Linked DNA regions of Homo sapiens: regions 2 and 3 are each linked to region 1. A link is an interaction called in ENCODE POLR2A ChIA-PET data of the cell type or tissue named here. Cell type or tissue: HCT116. All regions are shown on one strand.

Region 1 (8,000 bases):
ATATAGGTGTGCACCACCATGCCCAGCTAATTTTTGTACTTTTCGTAGAGACAGGGTCTTGCCATGTTTCCCAAGCTGACTATAGCTCAAGCAATCCACCCACCTTGGCCTCCCAAAGTGCTGGGATTACAGATGTGAGCCACCACACCCAGCCTAGGGTACGTTTTAGAAAATTGGTATGTTTTATTGGTATTCCTATGGCTGGACTACATTGTGAGTATAAAACACAAATTAATATGCCATTTGAAATAGACTTGTAGCTGGGCACGGTGGCTCACGCCTATAATCCTAGCACTTTGGGAGGCCGAGGCAGGTGAATTGCCTGAGCTCAGGAGTTCAAGACCAGCCTGGGCAACACAGTGAAACTCCGTCTCTACTAAAATACACAAAATTAGCTGGGCATAGTGACGTGCGTCTGTCATCCCAGCCACTCTGGAGGCTGAGACAGGAGAATTGCTAGAACCTGGGAGGCGGAGGTTGCAGTGAGCTGAGATCATCCCATTGCACTCCAGCCTGGGCAACAGAGCAAGACTCCGTCTCTAAAAAAAAAAAAGAAAGAAAGAAAGAAAGACAGACTTGTGTATATACCTAGTTCATGAGAAAATTATCAAGTTTTCCTAAGTCATAAAGCAAGTCTCTGGGTAGATCTATGCTCCTTCTCACCCTACTGCAACCAACCACTGATCCCAACAGTTGGGCAAACTACTTCACGAATCCAGGAGAAAGATGACTCCACAGTGCTCAAGATGTGTGCTTTGACATTTGAAGTTCAAAACTCCCTGACTCTCGTTTCCGAATATAAAATCAAAATATGGACCTTGCAAGGTGCTGTGAGGATTATGCAATGTTTCTGAGTACACACAAATAACTTACACATGATATATACACAAAAATGTTTCATCCTCTCCCGTGTTCTAAACAGCACTGTGGCCCTTCTATGAACCATCTCCCAGCTTCTTGCTTTTCCTCCAGAGCCTGGTGCTACCCCATTACTTAGGAGACCATGGCCTCACTCCAAGAACATATCTGAGCCCCATTTTGTGGATCAAGGCTTCAAATCTCAAATTCCCTCATTCCCACCTATAAATGTACCTACATAGCCATCAGCCCTTTCTTCTCAGAGGATCAGTGTTTCTGATTCCAAGACGTACATTTTCCCCACTTGCTCTTATTTCTTTGAGTCGTCTCTCTCCATTGCTCTTTCTCTTTGCCTATGAATGAACTCAAGTGTTCTCCACCTGAAGAAAAACCTTTGCGTCTTACCAACCTCTCTAAATCACTATGTTCCGTCTCTCCTTCCCTGCTACCATCTGGGGCTAATTTTACCTTCTGCATTGTTCTTGAATCCATCTGCTTCTCTTCACCTTCATTCCCAGGATCCCGGTTCAGGCTATCACTATCACCTGAACTCTTCTACTTTATTCCAAAATGCAAATGTTACACCATCTAACATTAGTGGTTACCTAATTATTCTTAGACCCAAATCCTTATGAAAGAGAAGACCCAGCATGGCCTCCTGCCACGATCACTTTTCTCACTGGCTCCACATTCACAAGGCTCAGCACCTGCTCTCCCTGTGACCTGGACTCTTCTGATCTCCGTCCCCCACCCCCACACCACCCCCCGACCACATCGTTCCTATTCACCCCTCGGGGCTGTGCTTACAGCCTCAGGGAGCCTTCTTTGACCCACAGATCATGGCATGCTCCTGTGCTATGCACCATGTTTCTCCCTGCGAAGTCTGACCCAGTTTGTGAGGATGTGCTTCCTTTGGGATCATTATTTCATCAATGCCTCTCTCTCCCACGAGACCCTAACATCTATGAGTGCAAAACCAAAGTCATCTTTGCCCACATTTATGTCTACAACAGATGTCACAGTGTCTGGCCCTTCTTAGGAACTCAGCAAACATTCACTCTTGTCAAATGTTAACCTCCAAGAAAGCAAAGTCTAGACTAGCTGTCCCTACTCCCTAATTCCCATCCTCTGCTTATCACTAATAACCTTCTAAAGGTCAACCTGGTGTGTTCTTTGAGTCCTATCCAACTTGAAGACACCATTCCCCCGGCTCCCCTCTTCTTACTCTTTCAATTCTGACTGCCCCCAACAAGTCTGCCCCAAGTCCTGACCTTCTTGCTCTTATCTTCTCATTCTATGACACCAATTTCTTTTTTTTCTTATTTTTTTGAGATGGAGTCTTGCTCTGTCGCCCAGGCTGGAATGCAGTGGCACAATCTCGGCTCACTACAAGCTCCACCTCCCGGGTTCACGCCATTCTCCTGCCTCAGCCTCCTGAGTAGCTGGGACTACAGGCCCCCGCCACCATGCCTGGCTAATTTTTTTGTATTTTTAGTAGAGACGGGGTTTCACCATGTTAGCCAGGATGGTCTCGATCTCCTGACCTCGTGATCCGCCCGCCTCGGCCTCCCAAAGTGCTGGGATTACAGGCGTGAGCCACCGCGCCTGGCCAATTCTATGACACCAATTTCTTAACCTTTGGAAACCACTAAGAATCTGATCACAAGTTAAGGATGCGCTCTATCATAGCACGCCAAATGGAAATGCACAGAAAATATTGCCTTTTTTCCCCCTCAGGCTGTTGTCGCCCTTTTGCCCAGGCTGGAGTGCAGTGGTGCGATGTTTACTCATTAGAACCTCCATCTCTTGAGTTCAAGCGATTCTCGTGCCTCAGCCTCCCAAGTAGCTGGGATTACAGGTGCACACCACTACACCCGGCTAATTTTTGTATTTTTAGTAGAGATGGGGTTTCACCATGTCGGCCAGGCTGGTCTCAAAGTCCCGACCTCAGGTGATCCACCCACCTCACCCTCCCAAAGTGCTGGGATTATAGGCATGAGCCACTGGGCCCAGCTGCTTCTAATTGCTGGTGGTTATGGAGCCCTGGACACCAGTCACCTAGGCCACAGCAGAGTCTAGTGAAGGACCTAACTGACTTGCACCATCACCCAGGCTGGTGCAGTGGCACGATCTTGGCTCACTGCAGCCTGCGCCTCTCAACCATCACCCCCTTTAAGCTGCCACCTTTGTCTGCTAAATCTTCATTTCTGCGCTGACGTCTCTTGAGCTCAAGGCCTGATTTCCCATGCAAATTTGCTCTCTCTTCCTAGATGTCTCACAAGCACTGTCAACAAAGAAACTTATTTATTTCCCCAAAGTTGCTGTTTTTACACTGTCTCTAGCTTGAGCTGTTGCCCCGAGCTCGGTAGCTGCTTTTAAAGAGGTCATCTTATTCAACCATGGAACCTCTATAAAGTCATCCAGGATCCTTCCCACAATGGAAAAACTTTATTTGCTCAATCTAATTTTCACATAGTTTTTCAAAATGCACTCAACATCTTTCCTGAGAACAAACCAATTCCAGAACAAAATAATTAATAACACTGACACACGTTGAAGAAAGGAACAAGGAAATCATTTGAACAGCTCCCCTCTCACCCTGCTCCAACCTTCCCACCACCAGGAACGGATGAAATGTGCTAAGGGACCAGTGAAGAAGCTGACGGTGTCCTCAGGATGAAATAGAGAGGGAAAGAAATGCTATTCATTCCACAAACATTCCAACCCCAGGAAGGCCCTCCTCCTGCATCTAGCCACGGTAATATCCCAATTATTCTCCAGAACAGCAACCAGGCTGGTTGGCCTCCTCTCCGACCTCATATTCTGTCAAACTAACACCCAGCTCTGTTCTAGTCATTCTACCAACCTGCCATTCTTTCCCCTTCTGTTCTGAGTTTTCAAATTCTTCCTTGCGGCCCAGAACAAATGACTCATAGATGGGGAGTGTGTCACCGCCAACTGCCCCTCTCTATTTAAAAACAGAGCTCAAGTTCTACCTTTTCAACAACACCTTCCCCAATTCAGTGATGTCAGCAAATGCTTACCAGGCAGTATTATGTGTGCTGTGTCCTGTGTGGAGCCTGAATGTACTAGAATAGAGAGGAGATCAAAAGATAAAAATAACATGGCCTCTGGCGTCAAGGTATTTCCAGTCCAGCAGAACGATTTTCTTTTTTAAAATAATAAAACAAAGTAAAGCTCTAGGCTGATAAAGACACAGGCTAATGTTACAGTACAAGCTGAGGCAAAAAGTAATGTGTACTTTCTCTGAAACTGCATTTTATTTGTACTCCTGTGATTTTATGATTCTCCTACAGTAATCTATATCCACAGCTGATTTGGAAACTTCCGGAGGGCAGGAACTGTATTTTACCTGTCTCTAGTGAAGCTTCAGGAATAAGCCTTAGAGAGGAAGAAAGCTACAGCAGAGAGCCCAGGGAGAGAGGCCAGAGGTCATCCTACCATGATCCTACCACGGAACCAGTTTTTCTAAAGGCAGTTCCCCTCATCCTTATCACAAAAAAGCAGCAAATCATAACGAAGCCGCAAATTAACCAGAACCTTTCTTCTTCAAGGAATGAATCATTTACACACCAAAGGATATGAAGTGGAGTTTTGTCCAATGACATATTCAATTGCCTTGGTCTCCTAGAACTCTAATTTGATGTTGAGATTAAATACATCTTCCAAGATCCTTGAGTGGCAATTGAGAAATACAATTTAAGAAAAATGAATAAAAGTATCTACCTCTAAACCCCACCTTTTCTAGCCCATTAAGGTGATGGTGATTTCAGGTCAAGAGCAAGGCCGTCGAGGTGAAGCTAAAAAGACGTGGCTGGGCTGCAGGGCCGCAGGGCTGTGGTGTCTAGCCAGCTGTTACAGTAGGTGGTTCACGGACAGCTGTGAGTCACACTGACTGAAGTGGCAGCTCTTGACCAGTACTGTAGGCGCTAAGATCCGGTATTTGCTCTTAGACCGTGGGAGCAAAGACTAACAAGGAAAATACAACAGAACAGCTGGGAAATAAATTCCCTTCTGGCCTGCACAAAAAGGGCCCCTGCCAAGTCATTTTCCATCCTGGAGCCAGGGGAGGTCTAGGAAGGATATGTGCTTTTCTGTCCTTCAAATCCTTTGGCCTTCCCTCCAGTCTCACTTATCACTTCCCACCCCCTCCCCCAACCCCTGCTAAAAATGATACTAGGCTTTGACTCTGTTTCGTAACACAAAGCTTGACAAAAATATATGAGTGGACAAGCAACTTTTAAAACGTCATTTTAGCATATTTTTCTTTTTTCTTTTTTGAGACGGAGTCTTGCTCTATCGCCCAGGCTAGAGTGCAATGGCACGATCTCGGCTCACTGCAACCTCCGCCTTCCCTCGTGCAGAGGGAAGGGGTTCCGAGTGGATCTCCCAGTTCGTGGTGAGATGCAGTTGGTTTTATAGATGAACTTGAGAAGGTGGTGTCTGATTTACACAGGGCACAAAGGATTGGTGGGACCAGGTGAGCCATTCACATAGCATGCAAAGAAGCTGGCCACCCCACCCTAATCTCTCTTTTTTTTTTTTTTTTTTGAGACAGAGTCTTGCTCTGTCACCCAGGCTGGAATTCAGTGGCATGATCTTGGCTCACTGCAACCTCTGCCTCCCAGGTTCAAGTGATTCTTCTGCCTCAGCCTCCCGAGTTGCTGGGATTACAGGCATGCACCACCATGCCCAGCTAATTCTGTATTTTTAGTAGAGACAGAGTTTCACCATTTTGGCCAGGCTGGTCTCGAACTCCTGAACTCAGGTAATCCACCCGCTTCAGCCTCCCAAACTACTGAGATTATAGGTATGAGCCACCACGCCCAGCCCCTAGTCTCTTATCATGCAGGTGGGGTCTCTATCTGGCCAGCACCATGTAGCCTGCTTCTTTACTACACACGTGGCAACAAAGGAAAGGGGAGAGAGCCTCTGTGTTGAACATACCTGGCTTCCAGGAAGCCCTTTTCTATTGGCACAGCTGCTGGCATTTACCTATGCAAGCTTCCAGCTTGCTTGTCTATGTTTGCAGCTTGATTTTTCAGGCTGCTTTGTATTAGAAAAGAAATTATTTGTGGGCTGCTTTTTATTAAAAGGACTGAGGACTCTCTTACCCTCACTATCTGCCTAAGTAATTTCTTTTTAACACCTGTATCAATCTCTCTATCTCCTTATCCAGATTCAGGAAAGGTGAACTCACAGGAAAAGGAGACTAAAGTTCTGATAGAGGAACTTTTACCATAGGCTACCAGCCATTCTTTCCAGGGATGATGTGTGCAAGACTCATCTGCATAACAAGACAGCCTTTGCTCACCCATGCCTTTCCTCCTGGCGGCCCCCGTGACGTGTCACCACCTCCCACCTGGAGCTCCAGGCATCTAGTCCTCTCTGTAGGGTATAAAAACTGCAGTCATCTGGCCCTTCTTTGAGTCTCATATTTGTGTGGCTCCCTGTGCATGTGCACAGAATAAATGTGTGTGCCTTTGTCCTGTTAGCCCTCTATTGAGAGTTCGTTTTGTAGACTCAAATGAGCAAACCTTCAAAAATGGGGAAAGGAAATTCCCTTTGCTCCTACACCCTTCTCTTGGTTTCAAGAGAGCCATGAATAGCTTCACCAGGGAACTGTCAGTTCTCTTAGGAAACCACCCAGATTCCAGCTACAACCTTGTAGGATCAGAGTAAACCAGCCTTCAGAAGAATGCATGCCTCGGCCGGGCGCGGTGGCTCATGTCTGCAATCCTAGCACTTTAGGAGGCCGAGGAGGCGGATCACCTGAGGTCAGGAGATCAAGACCAGCCTGGCCAACATGGCAAAACCCTGTCTCTACTAAAAATACAAAAAATTTAGCCAATACAAAAAAAATTAGCCGAGAGTGGTGGTACATGCCTGTAATCCCAGCTACTCGGGAGGCTGAGGCAGGAGAATTGCTTGAACCCGGGGGGCAGAGGTTGCAGCGAGCCGAGATCACGCCACTGCACTCCAGCCTGTGGGATAGAGTAAGACACTGTCCGCCCCCACCCAAAAAAAGAAGAATGCATGCCGCTTAGGACCTCCAGTTTAGCATTCAATGCTTGGTTAAGAGTAACTTTTTGACCCAGGCAGTATTTTTCTTTAAGTGAGCTCAGTGATAAATGCATTTTCTGGATACAATATCTGGCAACATATCTTACTTTATTAACGTTAGTTTTGGGGGCACACACACTTTTTCAGTTTCAGTAGCACTTTGTCTGAGCTGGTTCTTCCTATGAGATGTTATCAACAACATGTACTGGGGTATTCCTATGTAAAGAATACTATTCTAGTGGGGAATATGCAAAACTCATAATCAAGTTGGGGGAACGTATACAAACAATTTATGCATATACATAAATAATGAACACACACTCTCTCACTCTTTGTTGTTGCTGTTGTTGTTGTTGTTTTTGAGACTGAGTCTTGCTCTGTTGCCCAGGCTGGAGCGCAGTGGCGCAATCTCAGCTCACTGGAACCCCCACCCGCCAGGTTCAAGCTATTCTCCTGCCCCAGCCTCCCAAGTACCTGGGACTACAGGCGTGGGCCACCACACCCAGCTAATTATTGTATTTTTAGTAGAGACAGGGTTTTGCCATGTTGGCCAGGCTGGTCTCAAACTCCTGACCTCAGGTGATCCACCCACCTTGGTGCCTTGGCCTCCCAAAGTGCTGGGATTACAGGCATGAGCCACTGCACCCAGCTTTTTTTTTTTTTTTTTTTAAAGACAGGGTCTCATTATGTTGTCCAGGCTGGCCTCAAATTCCCACGCTCAAGCGATCCTCCCATCTTAACTTCCTAAGTATGAACACACTTTTTTTTTTTTTTTGAGATGGAGCCTCGCTCTGTCTCCCAGGCTGGAGTGCAGCGGCGCAACCTCGGCTCACTGCAACCTCCGCCTCCCGGGTTCCAGCGATTCTAGCAATTCTCCCACCTCAGCTTCCTGAGTAGCTGGGATTACAGGCACGTGCCCCATGCCTGGCTAATTTTTTGTTTTGTTTTGTTTTGTTTCAGTAGAGATGGGGTTTCACTATGTTGGCCAGTCTGGTCTCGAACTCCTGACCTGAAGTGATCCACCCTCCTCAGCCTCCCAGAGTCCTGTGATTACAGGC
Region 2 (8,000 bases), 110 kb before region 1:
CATCTATTTGAAGTTTTGAACTTAAAAGCACTCTTCGAGCCCACACAAGATGTACGTGCTAGAGCCTCTCTGTCATCAGGGGATAGGTACCAAAGCATTTATATCCTCCCAGAACCACAATAATATTATCCAGGACCACTCACTGTCAGCAGACTTTAAAAAACTATAATGTAAACTTCCTGTTGTGATTTTAACCAGTTTCCTCTTGTCTGATTCTCAGGGGAGATGGTAAACAGTTCATCTGAGCTTTCTGAACAATGGTTTAGCCTCTCTATAGGAACGTAACATGGCCGACCCTTCTATAGGCCATCTGCGTTGAGTTGTTTGTCCAGGTGCAATGCATTTTTCTTGTTAATTCACAAGTTCTTCTCTGGTCCCTTTCGAAATCAGGACATCTACTGGCAACTCACGGATCCAGGGGAGAGAAAAGTGTCTTGGTCCTAGAGGGGTGTTCAAACTATGATTTATGATCAGCTTTGCCTTTCCCATCAATCACTGTGCAAACTTGGGAATGTGAGCAAGGAGGGAAGTATATCACTACAGACAGCTTTCCAGTACGGTGAGATTTTTGAGTTATAAAATATAAACTAAGAACAGTGACATCATGTTACATACCATAAATAGTCAACATTAACTTTATTTTTCAGTTTATTTATTTATTTATTTATTTATTTTATTTATTTTTTCAAGACAGGTCTCACTCTGTCACCCAGGCTGGAGTGCAGTGGCACGATCTCAGCTCACTGCAACCTCCACCTCCCAGGTTCAAGTGATTCTCCTGCCTCAGCCTTCTGAGCAGCTGGGACCACAGGCACACACAACCACGCCTGGCTAATTTTTGTATTTTTAGTAGAGATGGAGTTTCACCATGTTGGCCAGGATGGTCTCAAACTCCTGACCTCAGGCGATCCGCCCACCTCAGCCTCCCAAAGTGTTGCGATTACAGGGGTGAGCCACCTTGCCCAGGCTCCAGATTTTTTTTTTTTTTTAATAAGAAGAAAAACTTTATTTCAAACAGGCTCACTGGTGTTTATGCTACAGCAAAGGCTGGTTGTAACAGGCAGTTTCATTACAAACTTGCACTGATTGACAAATGTGAAACTATTTAGCAATGATCGATTTCTGCTCAAGTGTAGATTAAATCTACCAGTATGTCAACTTTGACATTTATTATGGACCTTACTATTTACTAGTAGAGGTTAATTTTTTTTTTTTTTTTGACAGTCTTACTCTGTTGCCCAAGCTGGAGTGCAATGGCACGATCTCAGCTCATTGCAACCTCTGCCTCCCAGGTTCAAGTGATTCTCCTGCCTCAGCCTCCCTAATAGCTGGGATTACAGGCGCCTCCATGCCTGGCTAAGTTTTGTAGTTTTAATAAAGATGGGGTTTCACCATGTTGGTCAGGCTGGTCTCGAACTCCTGACCTCAGGTGATCCACTTGCTTTGGCCTCCCAAAGTGCTGGGATTACAGGCGTGAGCCACCACACCCAGCAGAGGTTAAATTTTTATCACAAAATATGAGAATAACCTAACAGTTTCTACTAAAGTAATGAGCTGTGAAATTTATTCCCCATTATTGCTTTGAAAATATACCCCTAGGTTGATAAGAAAAATTCTGACGTCAACCCAATATATTATTTAACTGACCATCAGCTTGATGGTCAGTCCTCTTCTAGCTGACTTGAACCAATGAAACGCCCGTGTTTCTCAACCCTTTGGCTAAAAGCAATATTTTCTTCTACTTCTGTGTACACAGAATTAGTGAGAACTATTTTACCCACATCAGCCTTGACTGCACTAACTCTTTCTTCTGTGGATAGAGATCCTATGTTCCGTGTGAGCACTTAGTTCTCAGACAGCTGCTGCCTTTTTGTCTCTCCTTTTTTTTATTTTTCTTTTTTTGAGACAGAGTCTTGCTCTTGTCGCCTAGACTGGAGTGCAGGGGCACGATCTCGGCTCACTGCCTCCGCCTCCCGGGTTCAAACGATTCTCCTGCCTCAGCCTCCCGAGTAGCTGGGATTACAGGCGCCCGCCACCCAAGCCCGGCTAATTTTTGTATTTTTAGTAGAGACGGGGGTTTCACCATCTTGGCCAGGCTGGTCTCTAACTCCTGATCTTATGATCCATCCGCCTCGGCCTCCCAAAATGATGGGATTACAGGCGTGAGCCACGCGCCCGGCCTCGTCTCTCCTTCTATGCATACACCTAGAAGCCGTCCAAGTAGAAAATAGGTAATTTCCAGTTCTAGGAATATATTAGTCCATTCTTGCACAGCTATAAAGAAATACCTGGCCTGGCGCAGTGGCTCATGCCTGTAATCCCAGAACTTTGGGAGGCTGAGGCTGGCGGATCACCTAAGGTCAGTTCGAGACCAGCCTGGCCAACATGGTGAAACCCTGTCTCTATAAAAAATACACAAATTAACCAGGCATGGTGGCACACGCCTGTAGTCCCAACTACTTGGGAGACGGAGGCATGAGAATCGCTTGAACTCGGGCAGCGGAGGTTGCAGTGCGCCAAGATCACGCTACTGCACTCCAGCCTGGGGCATAGAGCGAGACTCTGTCTCCAAAAAAAAAGAAAGAAAAAGAAAAGAGAAATACCTGAGACTGGGTAATTTATAGAGAAAAGGGGTTTAACTGGCTCACGGTTCTGCGGCCTCAGGAAACTTACAATCATGGTGGAAGGCGAAGAGGGAGCAGGCATGTCACATGGCTGGAGCAAGGGCAAGAAGGAGAGTGGGGAGGTGCCACACACTTTTAAACAACCAGATCTCGTGAGAACTCTATCACAAGAACAGCACCAAACGGGGAAATCAGCAGGAAATCCGCCCCCAGGATCCAGTCACCTCCCATCAGGCCCCACCTCCAACATCGGGGATTGCAATTGAACCTGAGATTTCCTGGGGACAGAGACCCAAACCGTATCAGTGAAGATCTCAGGTAAAACTCCAACTGCACCAAGCACCTGCCCCACCATTATGTCAGGTTAGCACAATGTTGGGTCAATTTTTGTTCCAACTACGATAAGACTCCCTGGAGGTGCATGCTGAAGGTCATTGTGTTCTGCAAAAAGTGAAACAATTTTGGAAAAGATTGGTTCACACATGAGTTTTCCTTCACTACCTTCGGAACAATACCAGGTCTGACTTTAATCTCCTCCCCAATTTTAATACCCATTTTCAAATACTATCACCAGCTAGACCCTCTTTTTAAAAAATATATTTATTTATTTATTTATTTATTTTCAAGATAAGATCTTGCTCTGTCACCCAGGCTGGAGTGCAGTGGGGTGATCACAGCTCACTATAGCCTGAACCTCTTGGGCTCAGGTAATCCTCCCACCTCAGCCTCCTGTTATATATCCTGTTATATATCAATAAAAAATAAAATAAGAGCCACGCATAGTGGCTCACACCTGTAATCCCAGCACTTTGGGAGGCTGAGGTGGGAGGATGGCTTGAGCCCAGGAGTTCGAGACCAGCCTGGGCAACATGGTAAAACTCCGTCTCTACCAAAAAAAAATAGCTGGGCATGGTGGCCTGCACCTGTAGTCCTCGCAACCCCAGAGGCTGAGGTGGGAGGATTGTTTTAGCCCAGGGAGGTCGAGGCTGCAGTGAGTGATCACCCCACTCTACTCCAGCCTGGGCAATAGAGCAAGACCCTGTCTCAAATAAATAAATAAGTAAACAAATATATAAGATTAAAAAACAAAAGGCAAATCTTTTTATTTATTTATTTATTTATTTTTTAAGACAGTCTCGTGAGACTCTGTCTCCCAGGCTGGAGTGCAGCAGCCTGATCTTGGCTCACTGCAATCTCCACCTCCCGGGTTCAAGCGATTCTCCTGCCTCAGCCTCCCAAGTAGCTGGGATTACAGGCGCCTGCCACCACGCATGGCTAATTTTTGTATTTTTAGTAGAAACAGGGTTTCACCATGTTGGCCAGGCTGGTCTTGAACTCCTGACTTCAAGTGATCCTCCTGCCTCAGCCTCCCAAAGTGCTGGGATCACAGACGTCAGCCACCATGCCCAGCAGCAAATCTTTTTAAAAATCTTATTTTTGTCGAACAAAAATATGTTTAGGCTTTTTGTCTATGGCAACTAGATGTTCAGAAGAAGTCTGAGGCTGAGTACAAAGTTCATTAGCAGCTGTCAACGAAGAGCAGCATCTGTCAATGCGGCCCTGTTAGCATAGTAGCTCAAAACATCACGGCCAGGACAGTCAACAAACGCAACACCTCTGACTTGTTTGAAGTTCCCTTAGGTCCCTGGAATGCATGTAGGAAAGGCATCAGGTGTCCTGCTTCCACAGGGTGCAGCACATTCTGGCCAAGGACAACTTGAGTCATCAGATTTATAAATGTTGGCCTCAGCCTACCCAAGGTGGATTCTGTGGTTGTTTCCAGTTCATTTTTGAACTTGACAGTGTGAACTCCAGAAATAGCTTTCACAGCTGTGGATTTTCCATGAGCATGCCCAGTTCATCATGGCTTGTCTGCTGATGGCTTCGTGAAAAAGTGGAGGCAAGTTGGTGGACCTCAATTTCCAACGTGGTGAGGTCCTGGTGAGAAAGATGCCCCTGAGTCACTCCAGCCTTGCCCCTTCACCATCTTGCCAGGAGAGCTGCGATGTTTTTTGTTGTTGTTTTTCTATTAAGTAAACACTTAATAGAAAATAATCACACTACAATTTTTTAGGTCTCTGATATTTTGGTATGGCTGGGCCCTAGGCCTGTGGGGTGCCCATGGCTGGGGCAGGGGCTCTGACGAGGGATAGCTCCCACTTGCTCATTTGTTCCCACTGCCTAACACAGTGCCTGGAAAATAACCTGAACTCTCCACATGTCTTTAGATTGATCAATGCATGTGGGCCCCAAATCTTCCCTAAGCAGTGTGATTTCTTTTTTCTTTCTTTTCTTTCACTGCAACCTCCGCCTCCCGGATTCAAGCAATTCTCCTGCCTCAGCCTCCCTAGTAGCTGGGATTACAGGCGTGCACCACCATGCCTGGCTAATTTTTGTATTTTTAATAGAGACGGGGTTTCACCATGTTGGCCAGGCTGGTCTCCTGACTTCAGATGATCCACCCACCTGGGCCTCCCAAAATGCTGGGATTACAGGCGTGAGCCACCTCGCCCAGCCAGAAGTGTGATTTCATTTAAAAGCTTTTTCTTAGGGTGGGTGCTGTGGCTCATGCCTGTAATCCCAGCACTTTGGGAGGCCAAGGCAGGATAATCACTTGAGGCCAGGAGTTCAAGACCAGCCTGGGCAACATAGTGAAAGCACCTCCCCCACCAACCTCTACAAAAAATTAAAAAATTAGTGAAGCGTGGTGGCGCATACCTGTAGTCCCAGCTACTCAGTGGGGCTGAGAAGGGAGGATCACTTGAGCCCAGAGGTTAAGGTTTCAGCAAGCCGTGATCACACTACTACACTCCAGCCTGGGTGACAGAGTGACACCCTGTCTCTTGATTTTATTATCTTATTTTTTATTTTTTAGAGACAGGATCTTGCCACATTGCCCAGGCTCGTCTCGAACTCCTGGGCTCAGGTGATCCTTCTGTCTCAGTCTCCCAAAGTAATGGGATTACTAGGGTAAGCCACCATGCCCCGTCCAGACCCTTTCTCTAAATAAATAAATAAATAAATAAATAAAAGTCTTTTTCAGACCTCCATAGACATGGAGAATATATGTTTTGCATATAAAAACCCTTCTATTAAAAACCCTTCACATTCTTGAAAAAGTAATCATGATATCTTTTAGTCAGCTCTTTTATTGATGAACCTATTCTGGTTCATTTAACTATTCACTAGAAAAATCCTCCATTTTTGTAACTAGTTCTCCACTGTGTGCAGTGTCTACCTGTCATTGGCAGCCCCTACTGGTATAACATTCCATGAATGTTTGATTGACACAAAACACAGAGGAAGATTTACCTTCCCAAGGTAGTTCGAAGTATTTGATTTTTGGATTTTTTGTTTTTTATGCCAACTGTTACTTGGCTTGTGGTCATCCTGATCCCATGCTCTTTACCTTCTGACCTTTAGATCTGTCTCATATTGATTACTTTCTTATTTTTATTTATATTTATTTATTTATTTATTTATTATTATTTTGAGATAGGCTCCCACTCTGTTGCCCAGGCTGGAGTTCAGTGGTGCAATTTTGGTCCACTGCAGCCTCTGCCTCCTGGATTCAAGTGATCCTCCCGCCTCAGCCTCCCTAGTAGCTGGGATTGTAGGTGCGTGCCACCTCGCCCAGCTAATTTTTGTATTTTTTAGTAGAGAAGGGACTTCACCATGTTGACCAGGCTGGTCTCGAACTCCTGACCTCGTGGTCTGCCTGCCTCGGCCTCCCAAAGTGCTGGGATTACAGGCATGAGCCACCGCACCCAGCCAAATTTTATAATTTTTAAGATAACTTTTTTTTTTTTTTAAACGGAGTCTCACTCTGTCACCCAGGCTGGAGTGCGGTGGTGCCATCTCAGCTCACTGCAACCTCTGCCTCCCGGGTTCAAGCCATTCTTCTGCCTCAGCCTCCTGAGTAGCTGGGATTACAGGTGTGAGCCACCACTCCCGGCTAATTTTTGTATTTTTAGTACAGATGGAGTTTCACCATGTTGGCCAGGCTGGTCTTGAATTTCTGACCTCAGATGATCCAGCCGCCTCGGCCTCCCAAAGTGCTGGGATTATTGGCATAAGCCACCACACTGGTCCATATCAATCTTATAGGCACAGTTACAACATTAAATGAACGTTTACAGGCTGGGCTCAGTGGCTCATTCCTGTAATCCCAGCACTTTGGGAGGCCAAGGTGAGCAGATCACTTGTGGTCAGGAGTTCGTGACCAACCTGGCCAACATGACGAAACCTTGTCTCTACTAAAAATACAAAATTAGCCGGGTGTGGTGGTGCATGCCTGTAATCCCAGCTACTCAGGAGGCTGAGGGAGGAGAATCACTTGAACCCGGGAGGCGGAGGTTGCAGTGAGCTGAGATCGTGCCATTGCACTCCAGCCTGGGCAGCAAGAGCAAGACTCTTGTCTAAAAATAAATAAATAAATAAATAAATAAAATACAAAAAATACAAAAATTAGCCAGGCGTGGTGGCACATGCCTGTAATCCCAGCTACTCAGGAGGCTGAGGCAGGAGAATCGCTTGAACCCGGGAGGCAGAGATTGCAGTGAGCTGAGATCACACCACTGCACTCCAGCCTGGGTGACAGAGCGAGACTCCATCTCAAAAAAAAAAAAATTTTTTTTAACTTTCAATTGATGACAAAAGAGCAAAATGGTTTTAGTATTTCTCACTTTTCTCTAACATAGTCTTCATTTCTTCACACTTTGTGTATTCTTTGCTATGTCTAGATAGAAGATAATTTGCTATTGATTTTTTTATACATGAATTTGGGGATTTTTTCTCTTTTTGAACAAAATTTGTTTTGAAACAGGGTCTTACTCTATTGGCCAGGCTGGAGTGCAAGTGGCACAATTGCAGCTCACTGTCACCCCGACCTGCCCTGGCTCAGGTGATCCTCTCCCCTCAAACCTCCCGAATAGCTGGGACTACCTACAGGTGCACGCCACCACTCCTGGCTAATTTTTTTATTTTTTGTAGACATGGAGTTTTGCCATATTGCCCAGGCTTGTCTCAAATTCCTGAGCTCAAGTGATCTGCCTGCCTTGGCCTCCCTAAGTGCCGGGATTATAGGTGTGAGCCGCTGAGGCTGGTCCTCTTCGTGAAATGTTGATATTCTGCTTTTAATTCATCCTACAAGACATGAAGACTTCTCAAACAGGACATTTACTTGAAAGACAGATAACCTAAATGGATTTAACTATAAATTCAATATAGTTCTTAAAGGTTTTAATGTTATAAATATAAATCACTTAAACGATTCCACAATTGGAATTATGATATAATCTAATTTCTCTTATCCTGCCTTATCAATTATTTACATTTTTATGAACCTTTGTTGGCATAATGTCCTTAAAGTTATCT
Region 3 (8,000 bases), 76 kb before region 1:
CTTCTTCTTCTCCTTCTTCCTCCTCCTCTTCCTCTTCCTTCTTCTCCTTCTTCTTCCTCCTCCTCTTCCATCTTATTCTTCCTCTTCCTCCTCCTTCTTCTTCCTCCTCCTCCTCCTCCTTCTTTGTCTTCTTCCTCTTCTTCTTCTTCTTTTTTTTTTTTTTTTTTTTTTTAGATACAGGGTCTCACTATGTTGCCCAGGCTGGTCTTGAACTCCTGGCCTCAAGTGATCCTCCTGTCTCAGCCTTCCAAAATGCTGGGATTACAGGCATGAGCCACCGCACCCAGCCCAGAAACTCTTTTTCTAGATGGATTCACATTATTAATTGAGTAATAATTAATTACATATAATAAATTACAAATAACTTATTTGTTTTATCACATGAAACAAATGATAAATTATTAAAACAGAAGAAATATAACAATACAATTGCCAGTTGAATTGTTTTTACTCACACTGCCTCTGACAGCAAAGTGTGGTTTATTTTCCCATGTACCAACTGCGTCTCCAACTTTGCAACTCAGTCCTGACACTAACTTCCCAGGGTTAGCAGCAGACTTCACAGGTGATGGGCTCGGTCCTACGAGGCCACCCTCAGTCCAGACACTGGTCAAAAGTCCCAGGCCACCTGCACTTCTGACCGACTGACTGGAAATCGGGGGCTCCCATGAACCCCTGCTCAGGTTCAATGATTCGTTAGAATGTCTCACAGAAAGAGAAAGCCCTTTACTTAGCATTACTGGTTCATCGCTAAGGATTCAACACAGGCACAGCCAAATGGAAGAGACGCACAGAGGAAGGTGTGGGGAGGGGGTCTCAGAGCTCCCCGCCCAGCACCAACACCTGTTCACCAGCCCAGAAGCTTTAGGATTTTTATGCAGGTTCATTACACTTGCACGACTGCTCAAATCATTGGCCATTGGTGATTGGCCCAATGGTGGAGGGAGCAGTGAAAGCTCTAACCCTCTAATCCTGCCTTGGTCTTCCTGGTGGCCAGCCAGCCCCCAACCTGAAGCTCTGTAGGGGCACCCAGCCAACAGTCATCTCATTAGCACACAAAAAACACTCTTATCACGCTGACAATTTCAAGACCTCTAGGAGCTTGTGCTAGGAACACAAATAGAGACCAACTCTCTATTTCCCACAGTACCACACCAAGTATACCCAGAATTTGTGGGTGTGTGTTTTTTGTTTTTTGTTTTTTTCTGAGACGAAGTCTTGCTCTGTCGTCCAGGCTGGAGTGCAGTGGTGAGATCTTGGTTCACTGCAACCTCCGCCTCCCGGGTTCAAGTGATTCTCCTGCCTCAGCCTCCGGAGTAGCTGGGATTACAGGCGCCCGCCACCACGCACAGCTAATTTTTGTATTTTTAGTAGAGATGGGGTTTTGCCATGTTGGCCAGGCTGGTCTCGAACTCCTGGCCTCAAGTGATCCACCCACCTCAGCCTCCCAAAGTTCTGGGATTACAGGCATGAGCCACTGTGCCTGGCCAAGAATATGTGTCAACCAGTCACCACCTTGCCAATAAATTGGGGATTCCTAACCCAGTCATCCAACCAGAGGCTGCTCGGTTAATCTGAGAACAGCACAGGACTGGTAGAAAGGCATCCTGGAGCTGGGAAAACAGAGGGAAGCTCCCTCCACTAGAGAGAAACCTCTCCTCCAGAGAAGATTCCTCCATTATTCAACCCCCAGGGTTCAAAACAAAGTAAGTCTGCATTCACTGTGGTGGTTGGAAGGCCTGGGCATAAAGGATTGGGGCTGGGGGAAACTGAGGCTGTAAGGCGAACCAAGAGAAAGGCAAGGAGAAGCGGCCACTCCGAAGGCAGCAGGGACGCAAGTAGGAGTGACCAAGAAAATTAGCCAGGTGCTGTGGCGCACACCTGTGGTCCCAGCTACTGGGGAGGCTAAGGTGAGAGAATGGCCTGCGCCCAGGAGGTTGAGGCTGCAGTGTGCTGTGATTGTACCACAGCACTCCAGCCTGGGCAACAGGGTGAGACCCTGTCTCAAAAACAAAAACAAAAAAGGAGATGACCTAAAAGAGGAGCACTCCGTGGCTCCTCAGCCCTTGGAGAAGGAAGCTGCTTTGCTCTGCCGTGCTCCACCGGCCTCCTGCGTCCCCCTCCTCCCCTTCCTCCACCTCCAAACCACATTCCAAGAGAGGCGGGGACTGAAACCAATTGTTCCAGCCTGGGATTAGGCAAACGTGGGCCCTGTACCTTCAGCTCCGGTTCTTCAAGGACTTTCAGGAACCACAAAGCAGACATAGAGTGGAACACAAAAGAAGCGACTCATGAGTTAATTATGTGTAAATCCCATTGCAAAATCCATATTGTCTTAAACACTTTTTAAACTTCCCAAACATAGCAAATTCCACTGGGAAAAGCCAGGGTGGGCTCTTTAAAGATGGAGTGAGGGCCCTTGGATTCTTCCCAGAGCTGCCTAAGATGCAGATTTCTCCAAGGAAATTTTTTCCTAGGATTAGGATCAGAAAAACGGAGTGGTTTCCCCTTTTCTAATACGTATTGTATTATGTAATTAACTGCTTTTCCACTTTTTACTCTGTTCTCCTTTTTTAAACTTATTATTATTTCAAAAACATTTCTAGTTTTCAATAAATATATATGCATCTTTTCAAATTTCTGACTGTATATATAGCCTACAGCTTTCCTTTAAAAAAAATCTTCTTCCAAGATATAGTACAAAGAAATGGCTTCCTTCTTCATCTAAGAAAAGATTTTCGAAATCTAGATCTCAAAGAGCAAAAAGATCATCACATTCATTTTTATTTTTAGATAAAAATGCAATATATATTTTCACTTCTGACAACAGAATTATCTAGGATTTCACATGAACTTAGGTTTCATAAGATGTCACTTGTGTTTATCCGCTGCGCTTTGCCCGGGGCTGTCTGCCTTAAGATAGAGTGAGCTGCTCCAATAATAACTCCCTGAACACCTGAACACTGAGTCCATGGTGTAGACAGTCCTGTGAGCGCTACCTTAGCTGCCGCGGAGGCGCCGGCAAAAGCAGCTGCTCATCCGTCATTCCTGACAGCTCAGACCACGAGCTGCCTGGAGAGGCTCATGAACAAGTTCTTTGTCTTCAGGGGATGAAGAAAGTCCAGGCGTTTGTTTACTCTAGAGCTACCGGTCAGAAAGGGGTTTCAGCCTCGGAGTCTGCAACCTTTGTATAAAAGAACACAAAGTCAGTGATGGAAAATTAAGCTCTTTAGAAGGCTGATTTGGCTGGGCGCGGTGGCTTACACCTGTAAATCTGGCACTTTGGGAGACTGAGGCAGGAGGATCACTTGGGCCCAGGAGTTTGAGACCAGCCTGAGCAACATGGCAAAGCCCTGTCTCCACAAAAAATAAAAAATAAAAAATAAAAAAATAGCGGGGCAATGGTGTTGGGCACCTATAGTCCCAGCTACTCGGGAGGCTGAGGCAGGAGAATTGCTTGAGTCCAGGAGGTTGATGCTGCAGTAGTGAGCCATGATCGCACCACTGCACTCCAGCCCAGGGAATTGTGTGAGACTCTGTCTAAAAAAAAAAGGAAAGAAAAAGAAAAAAGAAGGCTGATTAATTAGCCTTAAACTCAGCTAAACTAGCGTCATCTTTACCACCCCTTAGCTGCAAAAAATGTTTCAAACCAAATGGCCCCCAGTGAGTGCACTCCTCAACCAGGCAAATAAAGGCACCCACCCACCCATCAGCCCAGGCCACAGAGCGCAAAGGCCGGGGACTTAGCAGCAGGAATCTGCTGGCACAACTGTCGCCATGGGCCTCTATCCGCTCTGGACACCCAGCACCTAGGCCAAGGCCAAGTGTTACAAGATTTGCCTTTTCCACTGAAGTGCAGAACGCTTTCCTGGTGGTTGTTTTGGGTGGCGGGGGGAGGGTGTTGAGAGGGTCAGGGGATCAGAATTTCCTGGTCCTTTTAACTATAAAAGATCTATAATGTTGTACATGTCTCTCTGCTTCTAGTTCAGCTAGCGTCATGCGAAATGGGGCTTTCTGCGTGACTGCACAAAAACCAGCAAGTCCAAACAGGAGGTGTCTTCCCAAGAGGTAGGCAGGTTGTGTGAGCAGGAGGGCCACCGTGAGAGGTGAATCCAGCTGGGCTTCTGGGTCAGGTGGGGGGACTTGGATAACTTTTCTGTCTAGCTAAAGGATTGTAAACACACCAATCAGAGCTCTGCGTCTGGCTAAAGGTTTGTAAACACACCAATCAGCACTCTGTAAAAACGCACCAGTCAGCGCTCTGTGTCTAGCTAAAGGTTTGTAAATGCACCAATCAGCACTCAGTAAAAACGGACCAATCAGCACTCTGTAAAATGGACCAATCAGTGCTCTGAAAAGTGGACCAATCAGCAGGATGTGGGTGGGACCAAATAAGGGAATAAAAGCTGGCCACCTGAGCCAGCAGCGGTAATCTCCGCCAGTCGTCTTCTAACTGTGGAAGTTTTGTTCTTTTGTTCTTAGCAATAAATTTTACTGCTGCTCAGTCTTTGGGTTTGTGCTACCTTTGTGAGATTAACAGTCACCATGAAGGTCTGCAGCTTCAGTCCTGAAGCCAGCAAGACCACGAATCCACCAGGAGGAACAGAGAACTCCACACACACCACCTTTAAGAGTTGTAACACTCACTGCAAAGGTCTGTGGCTTCACTCATGAAGTCAGTGAGACCACAAACCTACCAGAAGGAAGAAACTCTGAACACATCTCAACATCTGAAGGAACAAACTTCAGACACACCATCTTTAGAACTGTACCACTCACTGTGAGGGTCCGCGGCTTCATTTTTGAAGTCAGCGAGACCAAGAACCAACCAGAAGGAACCAATTCTGGGCACAACTGGGCTCCCGGTTTGTGGACAGCCATGTCATCTCCTCCTTTGGGGTAGTGTCCCCAACATGATGATCCATGCCCCTGATTTGGCCTGACGCAGGGCAGTAATTGTGCACTAGTAGCGGGGTCAGGTATATCAATTAACCGACATCAATGCGAGTCCTAGAGCCAGCTCTGGTGTTTACTAGCCATGTACCCATGAGCAAACCATTGACGTTTGTCGGAGCCTCTTCAACTGTAAAAAAGAGACTCCCTGACTTCAAAGTCCCCTCAATTCTAACGTGTGGTTTCATGGTTTCCTTTGCTAATGTACGAAAAAGAACAAGATGATTATATCTTAAAGTTATAAAATCTATCATAATAAGCACACTACTTATGCAGTGATCTTTGAAAGCAGCCCTTTTTTTTTTTTTTTGAGATGGAGTCTTGCTCTGTCGCCCAGGCTGGAGTGCAGTGGGGTGATCTCGGCTCACTGCAACCTCCACCTTCCGAGTTCAAGTGATTCTCCTGCCTCAGCCTCCAGAGTAGCTGGAGTTAAAGGCACGTGCCACCATGCCTGGCTAATTTTTTTGTATTTTCAGTAGAAACGGGGTCTCACCATGTTGGCCAGGCTGGTCTCGAACACCTGATCTCAAGCCATCCTCCTTCCTTGGCCTCCCAAAATGCTTGGATTACAGGCATAAGCCACCACGCCTAGTCGGAAAGCAGCCCTTTAAGGGAAAAATGAACAAGTCAGGAGTATAGAAGCAGACAAAACACATCTGGCGCAGCCCTGACTCAGCTTTAAAGTTGAGGGGCAAATAGATATTCCTAAAATGAAACCGTAAGCACTGATCCTGAAGAAAGATATCTGCGTCCTCCAATCTGTGTGCAGCACAGAACCATCCTGATGAGCTACAATGTAGCAGCATCAGGCCTTCTTGGGTTTTTAAAACCTGGATTGATACGAAATGGTAATGTGTAGAACTTCTAGTGACAGCCCAGTCGGGCTCATCACCCATTATGCTATTTCTCCATGAGGAATAAAAACTAGCCAAACGCAGTGGCTCACACCTATAATCCCAGCACTTTAGGAGGCCAAGGCAGGAGGATGGATCGCTTGAGCTCAGGAGTTCAAAACCAGCTGGGCAGCATGGTGAAACCCCATCCCTACAAAAAAATACAAAAATTAGCCGGGTGTTGTGGTGGGTGCTACTCAGGCGTGTGAGGTGGAAAGATCGCTTGAGCCTGGGAGGCAGAGATTGCAGTGAGAGGAGATTGTGCCACTGCACTCCAGCCTGGGGGACAGAAAGAGACCCTGTCTCTGAAACAAACAACAGCAACAAACTGGGACAAATTCATCTCAGAGTTGGCCTGTCTCTCCCGGAAAACAGGTCTGTTTTCTTTCCGTAGACAATGTGCCCTATGTAACTCATCCCTCCTTTGATCAGCTCCTCAGAGAATTCAGAATAAAGGTCTGTTTTCACCTCAGTACTTTCACCTAACAAGTTCCTGACTTAAATTGCACTTGTCACTTCATTCTTATTTTAATGTTTTTTCGGTTTTACGAAGGTACTGATTTTTTAAATGGATCTTTTTATTTGGTTGAGCAGTTTTAGGTTTACAGGAACATGGAGCAGAAAACGCAGAGCTCCCGTGTGCCCTTCCTCTCCCCATAGACACTTTCTCCTGCTAGTAACATCTTTTTTTCTTTCTTTTTTTTTTTTGACAGAGTCTCACTCTGTCATCTAGGCTGGAGTGCAGTGGCGTGACCTCAGCTCACCGCAACCTCTGCCTCCCGGGTTCAAGCAATTCTCCTGCCTCAGTCTCCCAGGTAGCTGGGACTACAGGTGCACACCACCAAACCCGGCTAATTTTTGTATTTTTAGTAGAGAGGGGGTTTCACCATGTTGGCCAGGCTGGTCTCCAACTCCTCACCTCAAGTGATCCGCCAACCTCAGCCTCCCAAAGTGCTGGGATTACAGGCATGAGCCACCGCACCCACTTTCATCTTAAATGAAGGTGTACACTCGTTACATTTGCTGAGCCTATACCGATTCCTTACAACTAAGCCCATCATTTACATGAGGATTCTCTCATTGTATTACACATTCTATGGGTTTGATAAATGTATAATGACATGGATCCACCATTATAGTGTTGTACCGAATAATAGTTTCACTGCCCTAAAACTCGCGTGCTCCATCTGGTCATCTCTCCCCTCTCCCTTACTCCCCAGTTCCTGGCAACCACCAATCTTTTTTGCTGTCTTTATCATTTTGCTTTTTCCAGAGTGTCATGTAGTTGAAATCATCCAGGGTATAGCCTTTTCAGACTGGCTCATTCACCTAGCAATATGTTTCGGCTTCCTCCATGTTTTTTTTTGTGGCTTGATAGCTCATTTCTTTTCTTTTTTTTCTTTTTTTTTTTTTTTTCAGTTTTTTTTTGAAAACAGAAACAGGTCCCAGTAGCTGGGACCATAGGCATGCAACACCATGTCTGGCTAACTTTGTTTATTTTATTTTATTTTTTGTAGAGACAGGGGTCTCACTATGTTGCCCAGGCTGGTTTCGAACTCCTGGGCTCAAGTGATCTGCCCACCTCGGCCTCCCGAAGTGCTGGAATTACAGGTGCGAGCCACCATGACCAGCCTCATTTGTTTTTATCACTGAATAATACTCCATTGTCTGCAGGTGCCGCCGTCTGTTTATTCAACCACTTACTGAGAAACATCTTAATTGCTTCTGATTTGGGGCAATTATGAATAAAACCACTAGTTTTACTGATTTTCATTAGTATTTTACCGTATGCTACCTCAAAGTCCTTTTGGAAGTATCTGGGAGTATAAATTAGTATTGAAATATGATTAAGATTGTTTACATTATAGAGTGTCTGTGGTTTTTTTTTTAAACCCGCCAATTAGAATCAAGTTTAGGCCAGGGGTAGTGGCTCTCGCCTGTAATCCCAGCACTTTGGGAGGCTGAAGCGGGCAGATCATTTGAGGTCAGGAGTTCAAGACCAGCCTGGCCAGCATGGTGAAACTCCGTCTCTACTAAAAATAGAAAAATTCTCCAGTCGTGATGGTGCACACCTGTGGGCCCAGCTACTCAGGAAGCTGAGGCACGAGAATTGTTTGATCCAGGGAAGTGGAGGTTGCGGTGAGCCAAGATTGT

What was found. Peaks named below come from ENCODE experiments on the same cell type or tissue, not always from the same donor. Only the 100,000 strongest peaks of a DNase experiment are listed, where the experiment ranks them.
Region 2: POLR2A ChIA-PET joins it to region 1 with 17 read pairs; 7 of 35 experiments call an interaction of 5 or more read pairs at or near these places.
Region 3: POLR2A ChIA-PET joins it to region 1 with 15 read pairs; 9 of 35 experiments call an interaction of 5 or more read pairs at or near these places.

What each region holds. Positions count from the first base shown.
Region 1 is chr1:8,074,175-8,082,174 of GRCh38, reverse strand. All of the region lies in intron 2 of ERRFI1-DT (ERRFI1 divergent transcript), which reads right to left. Among named protein-coding and RNA genes, the nearest start is that of ERRFI1-DT, 52 kb to the right of the region's middle. In HCT116, no CTCF peak of the experiment used is centred here; DNase peaks (open chromatin) are centred at 3,844, 4,774 and 5,335; H3K4me3 peaks cover 2,941 bases; H3K27ac peaks cover 6,676 bases.
Region 2 is chr1:8,186,427-8,194,426 of GRCh38, reverse strand. It overlaps the pseudogene EIF2S3P1. Among named protein-coding and RNA genes, the nearest start is that of LINC01714, 18 kb to the left of the region's middle. In HCT116, no CTCF peak of the experiment used is centred here; a DNase peak (open chromatin) is centred at 4,316; H3K4me3 peaks cover 1,245 bases; H3K27ac peaks cover 7,213 bases.
Region 3 is chr1:8,149,913-8,157,912 of GRCh38, reverse strand. No RefSeq gene overlaps it. Among named protein-coding and RNA genes, the nearest start is that of LINC01714, 55 kb to the left of the region's middle. In HCT116, no CTCF peak of the experiment used is centred here; a DNase peak (open chromatin) is centred at 3,052; H3K4me3 peaks cover 1,424 bases; H3K27ac peaks cover 4,246 bases.